3 separate regions of the Homo sapiens genome follow, and all the other regions are linked to region 2. Evidence: read pairs that join two places in POLR2A ChIA-PET (ENCODE). Cell type or tissue: MCF 10A. All regions are shown on one strand. Links, peaks and the distances in the headings refer to the core of each region. The heading gives the core; the rest is flanking DNA.

Region 1 (6,693 bases), core at 513-5,512, 99 kb before region 2:
GGAGTGCAGTGGTGCGATCTCGGCTCACTGCAAGCTCCGCCTCCCGGATTCACGCCATTCTCCTGCCTCAGCCTACCGAGTAGCTGGGACTACAGGTGCCCGCCACGGCGCCCGGCTAATTTTTTGTATTTTTTAGTAGAGACGGGGTTTCACCGTGGTCTCGATCTCCTGACCTCGTGATCCGCCCGCCTCGGCCTCCCAAAGTGCTGGGATTACAGGCGTGAGCCACCGCGCCCAGCCAGCTATGAACATTTTTATATAGTTATTCATATTAAAAATATATTTACATCTTTAGTCATAGATTTTAAGATGCCTATATAGCAGTCTCAAATGAGGTAGCGCAGAATCTCTGGATAGGACATTATGATTAAAAAATTCTTTTATAGACGTCTTTGTGTTTTCCATAGTTTCTTCAATGCACTTAGTTTTATATTCTAGAATTTAAAAAAATCAACTTACATTAACACTCTTTTCCTTTGGAGAATATAGAAAAAGCTAAGGGTCACATGAGAGATTTGCATTAATAAATGTAGAAAGAATCAGTGTAACTTGCATGTGTTAATTACAATTTTTGGAAGCTTAATGATTTTGTAGAATCATTGACAAGGCCATATGTATCAAATAAGCCTATTTGTAAGTTCTTCCAGTCTTGAATTGTAGTGTTTCTGTGAAGTTTGTAACTTTTTAAGCTTCTTTTATTTATTTATTTTTTATCTAATATCAGTCACTCAAATTTCCTTTGTCAGCATTACATAGGATAAAGGAGACCTATCAAAAACTTTTGGAATCCAAGGACAAAGAACATTCTTTTTTTTTTTTTTTTTTTAAATCCATAGTCACCATCAACTTCTGTTGGGAGAACAGAGAAAGATAGACTAAGAGAAACAGAGATAGAAAATGTTTAATCCTGTATTGTGGCTTACTGTAGCTCTTCATATTCCCTTGAATTTTAGACTAGATTTCCTCCAAAATTCTGTGAACTTGGGGATATATATGATTGCCAGATGTCTGACACCTTTCTAGATTTGGAACTGTCTGGAATCTAATTTCTTCTGCTAACCCATAGTATATGAAAGAAAGTAACACACACACTATTAAGACAAACTAGAAAATATCATAAAGAGGCTGGATGCAGTGGCTCATGCCTGTAATCCCAGCACTTTGGGAGGCCGAGGTGGGTGGATCACTTGAGGCCGGGAATTGGAGACCAGTCTGGCAAACATGGCAAAACCCAGTCTACACTAAAAATACAAAAATTAGCCAGACGTGATGGCGTATGCCTGTAGTCCCAGCTGTTGGGGAGGCTGAGGCACGAGAATTGCTTGAACCCGGGAGGTGGAGGTTGCAGTGAGCCGAAATTGCGCCACTGCACTCCAGCCTAGGTGACAGAGACTCTGTCTCAAAAAAAAAAAGAGACCGGGCGCGGTGGCTCACGCCTGTAATCCCAGCACTTTGGGAGGCTGAGGTGGGCGGATCACGAGGTCAGGGATGGAGACCATCCTGGCTAACACAGTGAAACCCCATCTCTACTAAAAATACTACTTGGGAGGCTGAGGCAGGAGAATGGCGTGAACCCGGGAGGCAGAGCTTGCAGTGAGTCGAGATTTGGGCCACTGCACTCCAGCCTGGGTGACAGAGTGAGACTCCGTCTCAAAAAAAAAAAAAAAAAGAAAAAAAAGAAAAAAGAAAATCTCAAAATCTCATAAAGAGAATGGGAAAAGGCTGCATTTGTCTTGGAATTTATAAATGTATTCAAAAATTTTTTTCATCTTTGTTGATGCATATTTCTGTAATAGTTTTTTCCTGTCTTAATTTTCTCTCATAAAAGGAAAAGATTTGATATTCCTGAGTCATCACTCTCCTGAAATCTCAGTTTTACTCAGACCTGTGCTATATAGAGTATTATGTTCATGCCCATGTCTGATGTGGAGGGAGAGACACAGACAGGAGAGTGGGTGACTGACTCAGATGTAAATGATCTTATTATACTTGAGCTGCAACCACACCTAGAAACCTTGACAACAACAGGGCCTGTGTTTGATATATCTCACTTGTTAAATCCTGTCTGGATTTTAGTATGTCATATGTGTGTTCATCAGCAAAATTGAACAGGTGCTGGAACAATTGCAAAGCTTTAATCAGACTTATGATTACACTGTTTCTCGTTATGATTAAACTGTTTCTCATTTTGGCCAAAGAATATGACACAATAACTAAAACAAATTTCTAGTTGTTTCTTGTGTTGTTTATTCTGTTCAGAGGTTTCTTTTCTTTTTCTTTTTTATTTCTTAGACAAGGTCTCATTGTGTTGCCCAGGCTGGAGTGCAGTGGCACAGTCTTGGCTCATTGCACCCTCTGCTTCCCAACCTCAAGCTATCCTCCCACCTCAGCCTCCTAAGTAGCTGGGACTACAGATGTGTGCCACCATGCCTGGCTAATTTTTTTTTGGTCTTTTTTTGTAGAGATGGGGCTTCACCAAGTTGCCCAGGCTGGTCTCAAACTCCTGGGCTCAAGCGATTCACTCACCTCAGCTTCCCAAAGTGATGGGATTATAGGCGTGAGCCACCGTGCCTGTCCCAGAGGTGTCAATGCTACATATACATCCTCCACCAAGATAGAGTCATGGGTAAATTAATTAAGGTTAAGAGACAATTTCAATGTCTTATGCCAAGCTGTTAAAGTTTTTTTTTTTCCCCCTTTTTTATTTATTTTTGAGACAGAGTCTCGCTGTCACCTAGGCTGGAGTGCAGTGGCGCAATCTTGGCTCACCGCAACTTCCGCTCCCCAGGTTCAAGCAATTCTCCTGCCTCAGCCTCTCAAGTAGCTGGGGTTACAGCCACCCGCCATCACGCCAGCTAATTTTTGTATTTTTGGTAGAGAAGGGGTTTCGTCATGTTGGCCAGGCTGTTCTCGAACTCCTGACCTCAGGTGATCCGCCAGCCTCGGCCTCCCAAAGTGCTGGGATTACAAGCATGAGCCACCGCTCTCAGCCTATTAATGTTTCAAAAATAGCTTTTCCCTCATTATAAAAATAGCACATGTTGGGCCGGTCATGGTGTCTCACACTTGTAATCCCAGCACTTTGGGAGGCTGAGGTGGGAGGATCACTTGAGTCCAGGAGTTCGAGACCAGCCTGGCCAATGTGGATGAAACCCTGTCTCTACTAATAATACAAACATTAGCTGGGCATAGTGGCACACGCCTGTAGTCCCAGCTACTCAGGAGGCTGAGGCAGGAGAATCACTTGAGCCTGGGAGGCAGAGGTTGCAGTGAGCTGAGGTAGTGCCAATGAACTCCAGTCTGGGCGACAGAGTGAGACTCAGCCTTTAAAAAAAAAAAAAAAAAAAAGGAGGCTGGGCATGGTGGCTCACGCTTGTAATTCCAGCGCTTTGGGAGGAGGAGGCTGGCAGACCACGAGGTCAGGACATCGAGACCATCCTGGCCAACATGGTGAAACCTCGTCTCTACTAAAATACAAAAAATTAGCCAGGCGTGGTGGTTCGCGCCTGTAGTCCCAGTTGCTCAGGAGGCTGAGGCAGGGGAATCGCTTGAACCTGGGAGGCAGAGATTGCAGTGAGATCATGCCACTGCCACTCCAGCCTGGTGACAGAGTGAGACTCCATCTCAAAAAAAAAAAAGGAAATTAAAGAAGAAAATGAATATTTCCTTAATCCTAACACCCAAGTGTAAACACTAATGGTATTTAAGTAAATTCCCTTCCAGTCACTTTTCTATTCAGATATTCCGTCACTAGGGCTGGAGTGCAGTAGCACGGTCTCAGCTCACTGCAACCTCCGCCACCTGGGTTCAAGCGATTCTCCCGCGTCAGCCACCCAAATAGCTGGGATTGCAGGTGCCTGCCACTACGCCCAGCTAATTTTTTGTATTTTTAGTACAGACGGGGTTTCACCATGTTGGCCAGGCTGGTCTCAAACTCCTGACCTTGTGATTCACCTGTCTTGGTCTCCCAAAGTGCTGGGATTACAGGCGTGAGCCACTGCACCTGGCCTCAGATAACTTTCTTTTTCTTTTTTTTTTTTTTTTTGAGACGGAGTCTGTCACCCAGGCTGGAGTGCAATGGCGTGATCTCAGTTCACTGCAACCTCCACTTCCCAGGTTCAAGCAATTCTCCTGCCTCAGCCTCCTGAGTAGTTGGGACTACAGGTGCGTGCCACCACGCCCGGCTAATTTTTTGTATTTTTAGTAGAGAAGGGGTTCCACTGTGTTAGCCAGGCTGATCTCGAACTCCTGACCTCATGATCTGCCCGCCTTGGCCTCCCAAAGTGCTGGGATTACAGGCGTGAGCCACCGCGCCTGGCTGAATAACTTTCTTAAAAGCTGGAGTAGTACCAGGTGTGGTTTCTTATGACTGTAATACTAGCACTTTGGGAGGCCAAGATGGGAGAATCACTTGAGCCCAGGAGTTCAAGACCAGCTTGTATGACTGTACCACATTCATTTATTCTATTGTTGGTGAGCATTTGGTTTGTTTCCAGTTTTGGCTTTTGCGAATGTTTTGTATATGTTTTGTGGTGCCCATATTTTAGATAAAATTACTAGTAGTGGAATTGCTTGGTCTTAGGGTATGCGAATGTTCAGCTTCAGTGGTATTACCAGTTTTCCAAAGTGTTTATACCGATTTACAGACCTTTTGGCAACGTATGAGAGTTCCATTTCTTCCTGTACTTACCAATACTTGCTTGCTTGCTCTCTTCCTCCCTTCCTCCCTTCATCCCTCCCTCCCTCCCTCCTTCTTTCTTTCTTCCTTTCCTTCCTCTCCCCTCCTCTCCCCTCCCTCCCCCTCCCCTCCGTTCTGTCACCCAGCCTAGAGTGCAGTGGCGCCATCACAGCTCACTACAGCCTTGACTTCTTGAGCTCAAGTGATCATCTCACCCCAGCCTCCCGAGTAGCTGGGACTACAGGCATGTGCCACCATGCCTGGCTAATTAAAAAAAATTTTTTTACAGATAGTGTCTTGCCATGTTGGCCAGGCTGGTCTTGAGCTCCTCTGCTGAAGATAACATTTTGGGCCAGGCATGGTTACTCACACCTGTAACTTTTATTTTTTGGAGGCAGACTTTTTTTTTTTTTTTTCATAACGCTATCTGGGCTCACTGCAACCTCTGCCTCCTGGGTTCTAGTGATTCTCCTGCCTCTGACTCCCAAGTAGCTGAGATTACAGGCGTGTGCCACCGTGCCCAGCTAGTTTTTTGTATTTTTAGTAGAGGCGGGGTTTCACCATGTTGGCCAGCTGGTCTTGAACTCCTGACCTCAAGTGATCCACCCGCCTCGGCCTCTCAAAGTGTGGGATTATAGCTGTGAGTCACTGTGCCCGGCCTAAAATAAGATTTATTGAGGACTTGTGTATAGCATGGTAGAAATAAAAGCAGAATTCCTTCTCTTCATTTTACAGTTCTTTCTGTGGAAATGAGTACAACTGAATATAGCAGGTGGCAGTGCCTGTCAACTTTGTTTCCATTCTGCACTGATTGTATTATCTTATTCTAATCCCTGCCAACCAGATGTACTTCCTTCTTCACATAAGATGGAGACAGCTTATTGTATATGCACACATGTGCAAATATGCATAAGTATAGCAAAAGTTGGTCCTGCTGTTCAGAAATATCGTTAACTAGTATCAAGTGAGAGGCGGCATGGTTTACTTCAGGTACAGCATATAGTTTTAGATGCTTATTCCTCCCCTGTTGGTGGGAGTTCCGTGTTGTGAAAAATTCTTTTTTAAAAAAATTTCAACTTTTATTTTAGGTTCAGGGGGTACATGTAAATGTTTGTTACATGAGTTGTGAAGAATTCTGAGGCCATGCCTGAGATCAGTGATTCAGAAGTCCTGTCACTGAATAGTAATTGTTGCAGGGGTGACATATGTTCCACATATTTACCTTCTGTAAGTGAAGCAGAGTGAAGAACCAGACCAATGTAGATTTTCTAGCACTTATTTTTGGGCAAGTTATTTTGTTCTCTGGGCCTCTCAATGTCCTTATCTGGAAAATAGGAGGTCACATTCTTGCTAGGATTAAATACATTAATGCATGCAAAGTATTTCCTGATTGCCTTGCAGATAGATAATAGGTGCCCAGTAAATGTTAGTTCTGTCCCTTTTTTTTGTATGGGAGAGGAGGGACGAGGAGGGAGTGGGCTGTTCTTAAATAGGAATATTTTTAAAACGTATTATGAACTTATCACAGCCCCATGTTTCACTTTTCAGGGCCAATGTAGGAGGCAGTAAAGAAAGAAAAATAAATGAGACATCTCTTGTCAAGTTATAACTGGTTTTATGTATAAATAATTTAGAAACACATTACCTATAATACAAAACAATTAAAAAATATACCACTCTATTTGGCTGTATTTACTACTTTTCTGAAACTGCTTACTCGGAGGTTCGGTTCACCTTACCTCCTTATTTTTACTCCCTTCTTTTTTGACCTTCGTGGTACTATTAACCACCAACTTTGGTGAAATCCTTTCTTTCCTTGGCTTCAGTGAAAACATCACTTTCTAAACAATGAATTTCGTTTTCTACTGGACAGGGGCCCTTTATATAGAGGCAATAAACTTGTATGTTTAACTTTGATGATTGATTATTGATTCAGTTGGTAATACAAATTAAAGTTTGGCTTAAAACAGTGAAATATTTCTGGGAAGTAATTGAATGATGACTGTACAACACTA
Region 2 (6,693 bases), core at 1,026-6,025:
CTCTGGACAGTCCAAGATGGCTCATTCACATGTTTGATGCCTTGACAGGGCAGGTGGATGGCTGGGCTCAGCCGGAACTATTGACTAGAGCCTCAACACATGGCCTTTCCAGCATGCTACCTGCTTTTTTTTTTCTTTTTAAATGATATAACATTGTCATTATGAATCTCAGTTCCTGTAATACTCTGATGCTATCAGTCTTTACTGGGCTGTGTGGCACTGTTGCTTGTACTCCCCAGACCGCTGCTTTGAGTCTTTTTTTTTTTTCCTTAATTTTTTTGCTTTATAGGCTGATTCTCAGCTGGGATCTGGAGCAGTACATTTGCTGTGTAGGTGACATCTTAATATATTAGGCATTTAATTTGCTATGTGTAAGCTGCCTTGCTGGGCATAACCGGGTGCTATTTCAGAAACTTAAGCCTTAAGGAAATCCTGCAATATGTGACAACATGGATGAACCTGGAGGACATTATGCTGAGGAAAATAAAGCAGTCACAGAAGAACAAATACTGCATGATTCCACTTATATGGGACATCTAAGAGAGTCAAGCTCATAAAAGCAGAGAGTAGAATGGTGGTTGCCAGGGCATATAGGGAGCAGGAAATGAGGCATTGCTGTTCTGCAGGTATAAAGTTTCAGTTATGCAAGATTAGTAAGTTCTGCTTTATAACATCGTGCCTTATTAATACTAATAAGATATTAATACTACTGTATTTTACACTCAAAATTTTGTTAACGTACATCTCGTTAAGTTTTTTTATTGTAATTTTTTTTAAGAAACAGATTTGGAATTAATCATTTGAGATAAAAAGGCAGGAAAACATCAGAACTTAGTGTTTTTCTGTTTATTTACCCCATCCCCATATTCTTGATAAGACAGTACATTTTGGGAGGGGAGAGTATGGGGACAGGGTAGGGTCAGTGATGAGTCCAGTTGGAAGAGGGGCTAATAGACTTGACTTGAAGCTGTGCTGCATAATCACCCTGTTTTTGCTTGTATTATGTTTATCTGGAGTGACTGACGGTATGGTAGCTAAGGCTCCCCAAGCTATTCGTTGTCTCACTGTTTAGGATTGGGGATCATATGCAGTCAACTCCCCATCAGTACTGCCTCTCCTTGGAGTCTCTGGAATGGCCTTTTAATTTACATTTGTCTTCTTGCTATTCCTCTCCTATCAACCTGTTGACATTTAAGGCTCTAAGATGATATTTTTTAGTTTGGATGTCTTTGCATCATATTTATGTATTTATATTGAAACTCTAACCCTTTACTGTAGATGGGGTAATAGTACCTAGCTCAGAGTATTGTGAGAATGCTTAAAGTGCTTTAGAAAATGTTAGCTATTACTGTTACTGGATAACCATCTTTTAAACTTCCTTTTTTAGAAACTGATTCAGCAGTACAGAAAGAACTTAGAAACCAGACACCTGCTCCATCTGCAGCTCAAACTTCTGCTCCCTCTAAGTACCACCGAACTCGATCTGGGGGAGCCAGGGATGAACGATATCGATCAGGTGAGGAGAAGCTGCAGAATGGCCAGCTGAATCGTTTTCCTAACAGTAGTATGAACTGTGTATCCTGAGAGCTTCTAATACTTGTCTTTTTTTTCCCTATGAGGCACCAACAGTTTTATATTAACTCATTCACCAATCATTTATTTTGTACCCTACTATGTATCAGGTATAGTAGGTACTCAATAATTTGCTGGAAATGGAACAGCACATAAGACTGTTTCCGGCTGGGCGATGTGGCTCACGCCTGTAACCCCAGCACTTTGGGAGGCTGAGGCGGGCAGATCACTTGAGGTCAGGAGTTTGAGACCAGCCAGGCCAACATGGTGAAACCTCGTCTGTACTAAAAATACAAAAATTAGCTGGGCATGGTGGTGGGCACCTGTAATCCCAGCTACTCAGGAGGCTGAGACAGGAGAATCACTTGAACCTGGGAGGTGGAGGTTGCAGTGAGCTGAGATCCCACCACTGCACTCCAGCCTGGGCAACAGTGAGACTGCATCTCAAAAAAAATAAAGACTGTTTCTGCCCTTAAGGAATGTAACAGTTTAAGAAGAGAACCAGACAAGCATACAAGCACAAAGGCCATGTGAATAAATAAGTAAATAAGAAAGTGAAGGGTTGGGTCTTGTGGGTGGTACTAGGAGACCTCAGTGGATTCTATTGGAAGAGGCAGGCCCTTCTGTGTTTGCCAGAGTTGTTGCATAACTAGTCTCTCTTAATTGATGGAGCTGAAAGAAAACTCACAATGAAATTTCAAATTAGTTATTTCTTCTAACCCAAGAAGTACCCACAGGAAGGGAAGGAGCAAGGTGTGCCTGCATGGCAGCGGGAGCATGCTCCTGCTTGTACTGTGCTTGGGACCACCTGGCGGCCAGTACCAGGTGTGTGGCTTTGATAAGCAGAGGAACGACTGGTAGATCCCTAGAGCACGTGTGGTGCAGCAGGCCCTTCCCATGCCCACTTCCTGTCCGCTGCACCAAGAGTAGTCTCTGCAGCACATTTCTTGTTTTAAGAAGTGGCAGAATTAAGCAAAAAGACTAATGGGGATATTATTTATTTTCTTCAGATTTTTGTCTTCTTTGTACTGACCAAGGTTGCCTTAACATTTTCTTGAACTGAAAAACACAGTCTATATCACATCCTCTCAAAAACTGCTTTAGAGAAAATGAGAAAAGGACACAGTTGAAGAGCTACATCAGCTATTTTGTGAGCTGATTTTACTAGATACATATTTTCACACACAGAAGGAGAAAAGGATGAGAAATGTTCAGTCGGGAAAAAAAAAATAGAGGTTGTAATTTTATACCTAAACTGGTCTTGAGTGATAGGAGAGGCTTGCTCAGAGAACAAAGACATCCAAGCTGAGTCATGGCAGACAAACAAGAGTTAGCCAGGGAAATAGTGTTCAGAACTTAGAATGCAAGGGTCAGAAAGAGGTGGGAGATGAGGCTAGAAAGATTACCAGAGACCAGATCTTGTGGGATCTTGAATGTCACTGAAGGATTTTCAGCAGAGCAGTAACATCATCAGATTTGTATTTGTTCCAGTAGCTCACTCCAGCTGTAGACTGCAGTGCCTGGCACAGGGCCTTCCATATATAAGAGCTAAACAGATATTTTGCAGAAAGAAGGGAATAGAAGTATTTACTAGTAGGCCAGGGTGGTGGCTCACACCTGTAATCCTAGCACTTTGGGAGGCCAAGGTAGGTGGATCACTTGAGGTCAGGAGTTCGAGACCATCCTGGCTAACACAGTGAAACCCCATCTCTATTAAAAATACAAAAAAATTTAGCTGGATGTGGTGGCAGGCGCCTGTAGTCCCAGCTCCTCGGGAGGCTGAGGCAGGAGAATGGCGTGAACCTGGGAGGCAGAGCTTGCAGTGAGCCGAGATCGTGCCACTGCACTCCAGCCTGGGCGACTGAGCGAGACTCTGTCTCAAAAAAAAACAACAACACATCGTGGTTACTAGTTAAGGAATGGATCAGAGAAAGGGAGGGCTGGAAGTAGCAAAGCATTCAGGTGCACCCCTTTGTTGCCAATCACCTGAGCCTCATTTTCCAGCCACCTAGTGTTGCCTTTTCAGGCTGGAGCCCAGGTTCAGCAGCAGCATGTTCCAACCTGTCCAGAAGGGTTTTTAGCCGTCACAGCTTTCATCCCTGGCCTTCTGGGAGTTTCTGTGTGTGTGTGTGTGTGAGTGTGTGTGTGCGTTTTGTTTTTTTAACCTTCCTTTTTCTTTGTTTTTATAGCATGTAATAAAGGATTATTAAGGATCCAAAAAGGTGATTTTCAATATTCTATATCCAAGCCAATCAAATGTAAAAAAGTTTTTTGTGAGCTCATTTAGTACTATAAAATTTTGAGCTTCACCTGTTAAAACCCAGCTGTGATCTGTAGTCCCTGCTGTTTTGCACCATTGCTTTTTGATTATCCCAAGTATTAGAAAGCGTATGCTGTGGATCAGATACTAGTCAGCTGACTGTGGAGATTGTTGGTTAGGTGCAGGTATACTAGAGAGTTTGTAACAATTGTATGTTAATCTCACTGGGAGTTTTTCTGTGTGTGTGTGTGTGTGTGTGTGTGTGTGTGTGTGTGTGTGTGTGTTTTAAAGGATAGTAGCAAAAAGTAGGCCAGAACGAGGTGAAGTAGGGGAGAAAAAGTGATTTAAAAACCCTGAAGATATTGAAAGCTATGAGGGTCCTGCAATCCTATCAGGAGGGGAACATAAAAAGAGGATGCAAGCATAGACTTTGGGTGAAAATCAAATTTTTCAGTATATTAGGAATTGCTCAACTAAATAACGAAAGAAAGCTCAGGATGTGAAAGAAATTGAGTCTCTGAGAATTCTGGCTTCTCCGAATAAGAAGAAATCAGCAGGGGTGGCTCATGCCTGTAATCTCAGCACTCAGGGAGGCCGAGGCAGGAGGATTGCTTGAGAAGAGACCCGCAGCCCCTGCAGAGGTGGAGCAGATAAGTAGTGGAGGTTGATGGGAGCTGACCTTATATCTGTTTGCTACGCCAGTCATAGAAAGGGTTACATTTACATGTCATGTGCAAAAATAGCTGAAGAATTTAGGGTATATTTAATAAAAGTTGCTAGAATTCAGAATAAAGTGATGGCTATGTAAGAAGGATTTTATATTAATGCTGGTAAGTGTAATTATAAAACACTTTCTTATTTGATGGAGGCTTATTAACACCTATAACATTTCAACCAATCATAATCAAATCTAAATAGACTTAGTGTTCACATTTCAGACACAGTATAAAGAACTTACCTTTATTCAGAGTTTAGATTATCTGACCTGATTCCATTCTTTGTGCTTTAGCCAAGAGGGAGCTTAATTTCAAGTATACTACCTTATTAGTATATTTCTTTTTCCTGCACATCCAGGCATGATTCACCTCCCTGCACACACATAGTATGGTCTCAAATGTAGAAAACACAAATTAATGCCTGAGATGGAAAGTGATCTTATTGTAAGTCATTCTGACTCCCTTGATGTTAATCTCTTGAGAAGTTAGGTACCTCAAACAAAACAACAAAAATAAAACAGGACATTAAGGGAGTATTCGTATTACCTTATTCAGCTCAAACATGAATACTGGAAAATGATACCCAGCTTCCACATGCTTCTGGGAGAGATGTCCAAAGTCACTTGTGTCTGGGGACTGAACTCCAGAAGTGACTTCTTTATCAAAGATCAAGATGAATTGTGTGGTGTTCAGTGAGTCAAATTCAGTTAAGAGAGCTGCCTGTTCTTATCAATAAGAGTCTTTTCTAATAGATAACTGAACATCTCTTTTTGACACTGGTGTATGGGTCAAGGTTTATCATGTTAGAAAATAGTTGGGTGGCTTGATTCGTTTTGTAATCTGTTGCTGTGAATGCCTGTGACAGGGAAAAACATGCTCTGTAATTACTAATTATCCAAATGTTACAGGCCTTCTAAAGCTTTCTTAATGTGTGTAATTCCCTAGCTTTGTCCAGTTTGCCATTACATATTTCATATCATATATAAAAATGCTTTTGGAAATGTACTCTTTTTAATTAATAAATGTAAGAATTTGATTTGCTGTTGTCTGTTACTTTCTCAGTAGAAGTGATTAATCATTTTTTAAGACAGCTAGGAATCATTTTTCCTTCTAATATAAGGAGGACATTTTTCTCATTTTTAACATACCTAAAATCAGAATGTTTTATACAAGATGACACCATAGATTCAATTAAATATGCAATCGTGATTCAACTAAGTAAATTCCAAGGACACTACAATTGTATAATCAGTATAAATGCAGTATAAAATTATTTCATTTCAGAGCTAAAAATAAGTTGGTAATGTCTTAAAAGTAATAGCCCAACAGTTTGGCAATATCATTAAAATTTTAAATAGTCATGTTCTTTATCCAGAAATTCTACTTCTAGGAATTCATTTTATATAAACAGTCGTGTGCACAAAGATATATACATACATATACAAAGATGTTTGTTGTAGTATTGTGTATAATACAATGGTTAAATAAGTCATAGAATGTTCACACAGTAGAATTTTATGAACGTTAAAATGAGGTAGATGTATTTGTGCAAATATGGAAGGATGTACAAAATCCTTTTTTTTTTTTTTTTGAGACAGGGTCTCACTCTGTCACTCAGGCTGGAGTACAGTGGCACAATCATGGCTCAGTGCAGCTTCTAACTCCTGGGTTCAAGCAATCTTCCTGCCTCAGCCTCTTAAGTAGTTGGAAGTACAGGCACATGCTACTGTGCCAGGTTAACTTATTTTATTTTTTGTAGAGATGGGATCTCACTTTGTTGCCCACGCTGGTGTCGAACTCCTGGTTTTAAGCAATCCTCCCGCCTTGGCCTCCCCCAAGTGCTGGGATTACAGTGGTGAACCATTGTGTCCAGCCCAAAATATACTTTTTAAATAATAAAGGCAAGACAGTATGTAGCATATAATCTGATTTTTATAAATAATATGTTTATAATTGTAATATTTATAGCATTATTATGTTATAGTAATATAAACATATGCTACTATGTTTATAGACATGGAGACCTGGAAAAATATATACCAAACTATTGAGGCAGGAGTATTTTTGGGAAATGGTGGGTCTAGGGAAAGTTTTCACTTTAGCTTTATATATGTTTAGATCTTTTTGCAATGTGTATTTTTTCAA
Region 3 (6,693 bases), core at 1,655-6,654, 110 kb before region 2:
TTTTAATTAGCAGTTGTTTAGTAATAAGTTCTCATGCTTTGGAATTCTCTGTTTTCAGTCTCATCAAATTCAAGACTACATATTTCTCATGACCTTTCTGGAAGGGAGAGGAGAGTAGTAAGGATGAGTCTTGTAGTCTTCTAGTCTTCAGTTGAAATTAAATAACCCAACCAAGATGATTGTTTTTCTTTTGCTGTCAGCCTTATCAGCCATTACTGCAGGTCAACCCCTGACAAGTTGTGTAGGGTGAGGGTAGCGTCGAACTAGAGTTTTGGCTGTTGCTGTTTTGCATTTTGTGTGTGTTTGCATGTGTTCTCTGTAAAGTGAGCAGAGGATCCTTCAGAAAGGGAGCAGATTCCAAGGGTAAGAAGGGATTTCACCTACAGGAAGTTGTGGATTCTAACCATTTTTTAACTGCCCTATCAAGGAAGACAACTTTTTTCCTTTTTTTTTTTTGAGACAGGATCTTGCTCTGTTGCCTAGGCTGGAGTGCCGTGGTGTGATCACAGCTCACTGCAACCTCTACCTCTTGGGCTCAAGCAATCCTCCCGCCTCAGCCTCCCAAGTGGGCACCATGCTGGCTAATTTTTAAATTTTTTTAGACAGAGATTCTCACTACTTTGCCTAGGCTGGTCTTGAACTCCTGGGCTCAAGTGATCTGCCTGCCTTTCAGCCACCCAAAGTGCTGGGATTATAGGAGTGAGCCACTGAGCCGGGCCTAACTTTATATTATAAAAAGTACCTGTTACTTTTTGGAGATGGGAGAAACTTTTTTCCCCCCTGTGACAGAAGGTGAAATCAGAGATTTGAGGTATGATAGTTGGAACTTGGTATTATCATAATTAGAATTCATCAATACTTAGAATTCATTTTTTTCTAAGCCATCTCCTTACTCTAACTCATTCCCCATGATTCTAAATTTTTTAGTCATTAGTCAACTAGTTAGAACTCCAATTAGGCATGTATTCTGGGGAATAAAATATGACTTTATCAGCATTTTGGGGAACTCAGGGACAAGAGATTCATCTGGTCAAGTTGGCATCAACAGGCTGAGGACTCATTTCTCATTTTCATGGAGAACCAAGTTTTAGCCAAATCCTTATTTTCTGGGAATTTATATTATGTATGTGTGTCTAAAAAAACACTTTCAAGACTTTTGAAACCCAATGACTGGACTCTTTTTACACATTCTCATTTCATTTTTTTTTTTTTTTTTTTTTGAGACGGAGTCTCACTGTGTCGCCCAGACTGGAGTGTAGTAGCGCAATCTCGGTTCACTGCAACCTCCACCTCCCAGGTTCAAGTGATTCTTCTGCCTCAGCCTCCTGAGTAGCTGGGATTACAGGCATGAGCCACCACGCCCGGCTAATTTTTGTACAGATGGGGTTTCGCCATGTTGGTCAGGCTGGTCTTGAACTCCTGACCTCAGCTGATCCACCCACCTCGGCCTCCCAAAGTGCTGGGATTACAGGCGTGAGCCACCATGCCCGGCCTCAGTTGGTTTTTAGAGAAATCAACTGGACAGCATTCTGAGATTAGGAGAATGTCAGAGACAGTGAGGTAACATGGAAAAGATTGTGGGTTTGGGTTTCACTTCTGTTTATAAGCTTTGTGACCTTGGGCAAGTCATTTAACCTCTCCTATCCTTTGGGAGATGAAGTGGCTAGATGAGAGAATCTAGTTCTTCCTAGCTCTTAGTTCCTGAGATGACCTATGATTAGATCTGTTTATCAAAGTATATGAAAAGGAGATCCTATTTTAAATTCACTGGAACAGGGCCTGGCGTGATAGCTCACTTCTATAATCTCAGGACTTTGGGAGGCTGAGGTGGGTGGGTCATTTGAGCTCGGGAGTTTGAGACCAGCTTGGGCAAGATGGTGAAGCCCTGTCTCTACAAAACAATATTAAAAAATTAGCCGGGTGTGATGGTGCATGCCTGTAGTCCCAGCTACCCGGGATGCTAAGGTGGGAGACTCACCTGAGCCCAGGAGGTCAAGGCTGCAGTGAGCAGTGATTATGCCACGGCACTCCAGCCTGTGAGACAGAGTGTGAGCCTATCTCAAAAAGAAGAAAAAATAAATTAACTGGGCAGTTATTTTTTAAAGAAAATCCAGGCCAGGCCTGGTAGCTTATAGCTGTAATCCTAGCACTTTGGGAGGCCAAGGCAGGACGATTGCTTGAGCCCAGGAATCAGGAAATTTTTTTTTTTTTTTTTTGAAACAGAGTCTCGCTGTCACCCAGGCTGGAGTGCAGTGGCACAATCGAGGCTTACCGTAACCTCTGCCTGCCAGGTTCAAGCAATTCTCCTCCCTCAGCCTGCCAAGTAGCTGGCATCACAGGCGCCCACCACCATGCCCGGCTAATTTTTGTATTTTGTTTTAGTAGAGATGGCGTTTCACCATATTGGCCAGGCTGGTCTCAAACTCCTGACCTCAAGTGATCCTCCTGCCTCGGTCTCCCAAAGTGCTCGGATTACAGATGTGAACCACCACGTCTGGCCGAGCCCAGGAATTTTTTTTTTTAAATTTTATTTTATTATTATTATACTTTAAGTTTTAGGGTACATGTGCACAATGTGCAGGTTAGTTACATATCTATACATGTGCCACGCTAGTGTGCTGCACCCATTAACTCGTCACTTAGCATTAGGTATATCTCCTAAAGCTATGCCTCCCCCCTCCCCCCACCCCACAACAGTCCCCAGAGTGTGATGTTCCCCTTCCTGTGTCCATGTGTTCTCATTGTTCATTTCCCACCTATGAGTGAGAATATGGGGTGTTTGGTTTTTTGTTCTTGCGATAGTTTACTGAGAATGATGATTTCCAATTTCATCCATGTCCCTACAAAGGACATGAACTCATCATTTTTTATGGCTGCATAGTATTCCATGGTGTATATGTGCCACATTTTCTTAATCCAGTCTATCATTGTTGGACATTTGGGTTGGTTCCAAGTCTTTGCTATTGTGAATAGTGCCGCGATAAACATACGTGTGCATGTGTCTTTATAGCAGCATGATTTATAGTCCTTTGGGTATAGAGCCCAGGAATTTGAGACCATCCCAGGCAACAAAGTGAGACCTTATTTCTACTAAATACGTGCATACATACATACATACATACATACATACATACATACGCCAGGCTGCATGGTGGCGTGAGCCTGTAGTCCAAGCTACTCAGGAGGATTGCTTGAGCCCAGGAGGGAAGGCTGCAGTGATCATAGCAGTGAGCTATGATCATGCCACAGCCTGGGCAACAGAATGAGACCCTATGTCTTTAAGAAAGAAGAAAAAATCAATTCATGTATAGTGAGAACCATCATTCCCTAATTTATACTCAGTCAAAAGTTACATGTTGAATATTCTTTTTAAAATTTTATTGACAAATAATAATTGTGTTTTGTTTTTTTTTTTGAGACAGGGTCTCACTTTGTCACCCTGGCTGGAGTGCAGTGGCGTGGTCTTGGCTCACTGCAACCTCCCTCTTCTGGGTTCAAGCGATTCTCCCACCTCAGCCTCTCGAGTAGCTGGGACTACAGTTGCATGCCACCATGCCCAGCTAATTTTTGTATTTTTTGGTAGAGACGGTGTTTCTCCAAGTTGACCAGGCTGGTCTCGAACTCCTGACCTCAAGTGATCTGCCTGCCTCGGCCTCCCAAAGTGCTGGGATTACAGGTGTGAGCCACAATAATTGTATTTTTTTTTTTTAATGTTGAACTGTCTTAATGCAAGGCATATGCTTAATTATTCAGAGTGTGTGCTGTTGTTTTGGCCTAGTGAGGATTAGGGGACAGGACTTTAGTTCTGACTCTGACACCTTGTAGCCTGTTGAATCCTTCTCCTAATCTCCTTTCTCCCCTACCCCCAAACTCATTATCCTGTGCTTTTTTTTTTTTAATTTTTTTGGTCACACTTACCAGATTGCTTGTTTATTATTCTCTAATTTTTTTTTTTTTTTTTTTTTTTTTTTGTAGAGACAGGGTCTCACTTTGTTTCCCAGGCTGGTCTTGAATTCCTGAGCTCAAGCGATCCACCTGCCTTGGCCTCCCAAAGTGCTGGGATTATAGGCTAGAGCCACTGCACCTGCCAGATTGCTTTATAATTGTTTGTTTACACTTCTCTATTCTTCCCAGAGGCTAGAAACCATGTCTTATTCATTTTTACCTTACCTGTTGTGAAACATTGAGGGAAGGAAATCGGTAGGATGTGAGGGAATAGGTAGGGATTGAGTAAAAAATGGCCCAGATTTTGAGTTTGAGTGACCAGGCGAGTGATAGTGTGTTATATATACAAACATCTGAGTTGCCGGTTTGGGGTGAAGAGTTTAATTTTGGACATGTTGGAGTCTATGACAATGTGGGAAGACCATCCCAGTCAACAAATGGCATTGGGAGGACATTCGAGTGGCTGTTCAATAGGCAGTTAGAAGTGGTGAATTATATCCTGGAGCTGTTGAAGGATTTGGGCATCATCTTCATGTGATTCATCAGGTGAATCAGATCTTTGAAAAGGAAAGTAAAAAATGAAGCTAATGAGGAATGCCTCTGTTTAGGAAGCTAGAGGAGAAAGAAGAGTCATCCAAAATGACAGGGGTGATCAGTCACAGAAGTAGGAGGTGGACTGGGGTGGGTGGTGTGGTGCTTCTGTGGAGACAAATAGTAATGTTAAACCTATGGAGAGCTTAGGATAATTCAGTGAGAGAATACAAAGGACTGGATTTGTCAGTTACAGTCCTGTGGCAGAATCAGAGGCTAGATTGAAAACGGGAATGAGGACATAGAAATGGTGAGCGCAGGCTTCTTATTTTGAAGTTGGGAAAAAGGAATAAAGAACAAGGATGGATTCAAAAGAGTACTTATTTATTTTACTTTACTATTACTTCTTAATAGATACCGAGGAGTCTTCATAGGGCTAAGGGAAAGAGACAGAGGAAAGAAAAGCTTGTGTTGGTGTGGGAGAGCTGGGCATAGGTTAGATCTCTGGATGTGTGGAAGAGGTGAGCTGCTTGAGAACAGGAGGGCAGGGCTGCTGTTCTCTCCTTCTCTAATAAGAAGAAGAGGATGAGTGAAAAATTCCACCTCAGAGGGAGGTTGGTGTGGGGATAAAGGGAAAAGGTTCAGAAAGGTGAAAGCTTAAGGGTTTGAGAAATGTGAAGAGAACAAGTGCATCAGCCATCGGGGAGTGTGAGAGGAATTAATGAAACACTGAAAGCATTGCCGATAGTCAGCATGAATTTGGAGTGGACACAGAAGTATGAAATGGAAAATAGCCCCACCCCACCTCCGTGCCCAGTCCCACTTCCCAAAATGTAGCTACTTTCTAAAGTCAGTTTTGTAGTTCCTGTAGTTAATAGTGTAACTTTCAGTAATATGTTGCAGTCAACAGTGTCTCTTGATCCCCTTCTGTGAACCATGAGAAATTTACCCATTTCTTGTACTCTTTTCTTCCTGAGTTTTTTTTTGTAATAATATTACTATTTTTCTGTTATCAAAGTAAATAATGTTTATATTCTCTTTTGTATAACAAAAATTAGTCTTCACTCTGTATGTACAAATTAAGCCTAAACATATTCCACACATACAGTTTTTGCAATATTATTAAGTAAATATTATTTACTTTGGAATCTAGAGGTGCTGTTGAATACTGGGAAAAGCAAACATAGTATTTTATTACCAAACTGCTTCAAAGAGAATGGCCCAATCATCAAGATCTAGTGAATCCTCTTTCAATTTCTTTCCAGCTTTCTATGCTCCTTTTAGGTCTTACTCAACTGCTGTTGTTTCTTATACTTTAAATTGTCATTTTTCTTGTATTTTTTAAAAACTTGGAATAGTTACTGTTTTTAATATGGGATGCATGCGTGTTGAGCTTTAAGTTCTTGCCTTTCAAAAACGTCTTTGTCTCATTTGATTGTCATTTGAATGTAGCCCACTTGAATACTTCGGAAGCTTTTAGGGTTTGCTTTTTGTCTTTGGAGTTCTGAAATTTCATTAGGATGTGTCTAGGCATGTGTCTTTTCTCTTTCATCCCGTTTGGCTCTAGGTAGCTCGCTCTTTTCTTTTTTCTTTTTTTTTTTTTTGACAGAGTCTTGCTCTGTCGCCTAGGCTGGAGTGCAGTGGCACTATCTCTTATGGAATATTACATACAAAAGAATATATATAAAGTGTATGCACAGGCCGGGTGTGGTGTAATACCAGCACTTTTGAGAAACCTAGGCGGGTGGATCACCTGAGGTCAGGAGTTTGAAACCAGCCTGGCCAACATGGTGAAACCCCGTCTCTACTAAAAATACAAAAATTAGCTGAGCGTAGTGGCAGGCGCCTGTAATCCCAGCTACTCAGGAGACAGGCAGGAGAATCGCTTGAGCCTGAGAGGCGGAGGTTGCAGTGAGCCAAGATCATGCCATTGCGCTCCAGCCTGGGCAACAAGAGTGAAATACTCTGTCTCAAAAAAAAAAAAAAAAGTATCCACAGATTAAAGAAGAATAATAGATTGAACACTGGTAGATCCATGATCTAGTTTGAGAACTAAAAGCTTAAAACACCTCTGAAGGCCCCGTGGGCCTCTTCTATTACTTTTCTCTCACCCTTAGATGTAACTGTCATCCTGAATTTTGTTAATTCTCTAGTTTTGCTTTGTAGTTTGTATAATCCTAAATAATATATTATTTAGTTTTACAAGCTTTTCTATGA

What was found. ChIA-PET counts read pairs that join two places held together with the same protein. Peaks named below come from ENCODE experiments on the same cell type or tissue, not always from the same donor. Only the 100,000 strongest peaks of a DNase experiment are listed, where the experiment ranks them.
Region 1: POLR2A ChIA-PET joins it to region 2 with 10 read pairs; 4 of 35 experiments call an interaction of 5 or more read pairs at or near these places.
Region 3: POLR2A ChIA-PET joins it to region 2 with 10 read pairs; 7 of 35 experiments call an interaction of 5 or more read pairs at or near these places.

The regions. Positions count from the first base shown.
Region 1 is chr12:50,540,597-50,547,289 of GRCh38, forward strand. The region is part of intron 1 of DIP2B (disco interacting protein 2 homolog B); the gene reads left to right. Among named protein-coding and RNA genes, the nearest start is that of DIP2B, 39 kb to the left of the region's middle. In MCF 10A, for the core only: no CTCF peak of the experiment used is centred there; no DNase peak of the experiment used is centred there.
Region 2 is chr12:50,639,337-50,646,029 of GRCh38, forward strand. DIP2B (disco interacting protein 2 homolog B) reads left to right here. Exons shown (of 38, transcript NM_173602.3): 3 at 1,388-1,516. Among named protein-coding and RNA genes, the nearest start is that of ATF1, 120 kb to the right of the region's middle. RefSeq lists an enhancer at 1,346-1,395. In MCF 10A, for the core only: no CTCF peak of the experiment used is centred there; DNase peaks (open chromatin) are centred at 2,885 and 3,635.
Region 3 is chr12:50,533,171-50,539,863 of GRCh38, forward strand. The region is part of intron 1 of DIP2B (disco interacting protein 2 homolog B); the gene reads left to right. Among named protein-coding and RNA genes, the nearest start is that of DIP2B, 32 kb to the left of the region's middle. In MCF 10A, for the core only: no CTCF peak of the experiment used is centred there; a DNase peak (open chromatin) is centred at 4,511.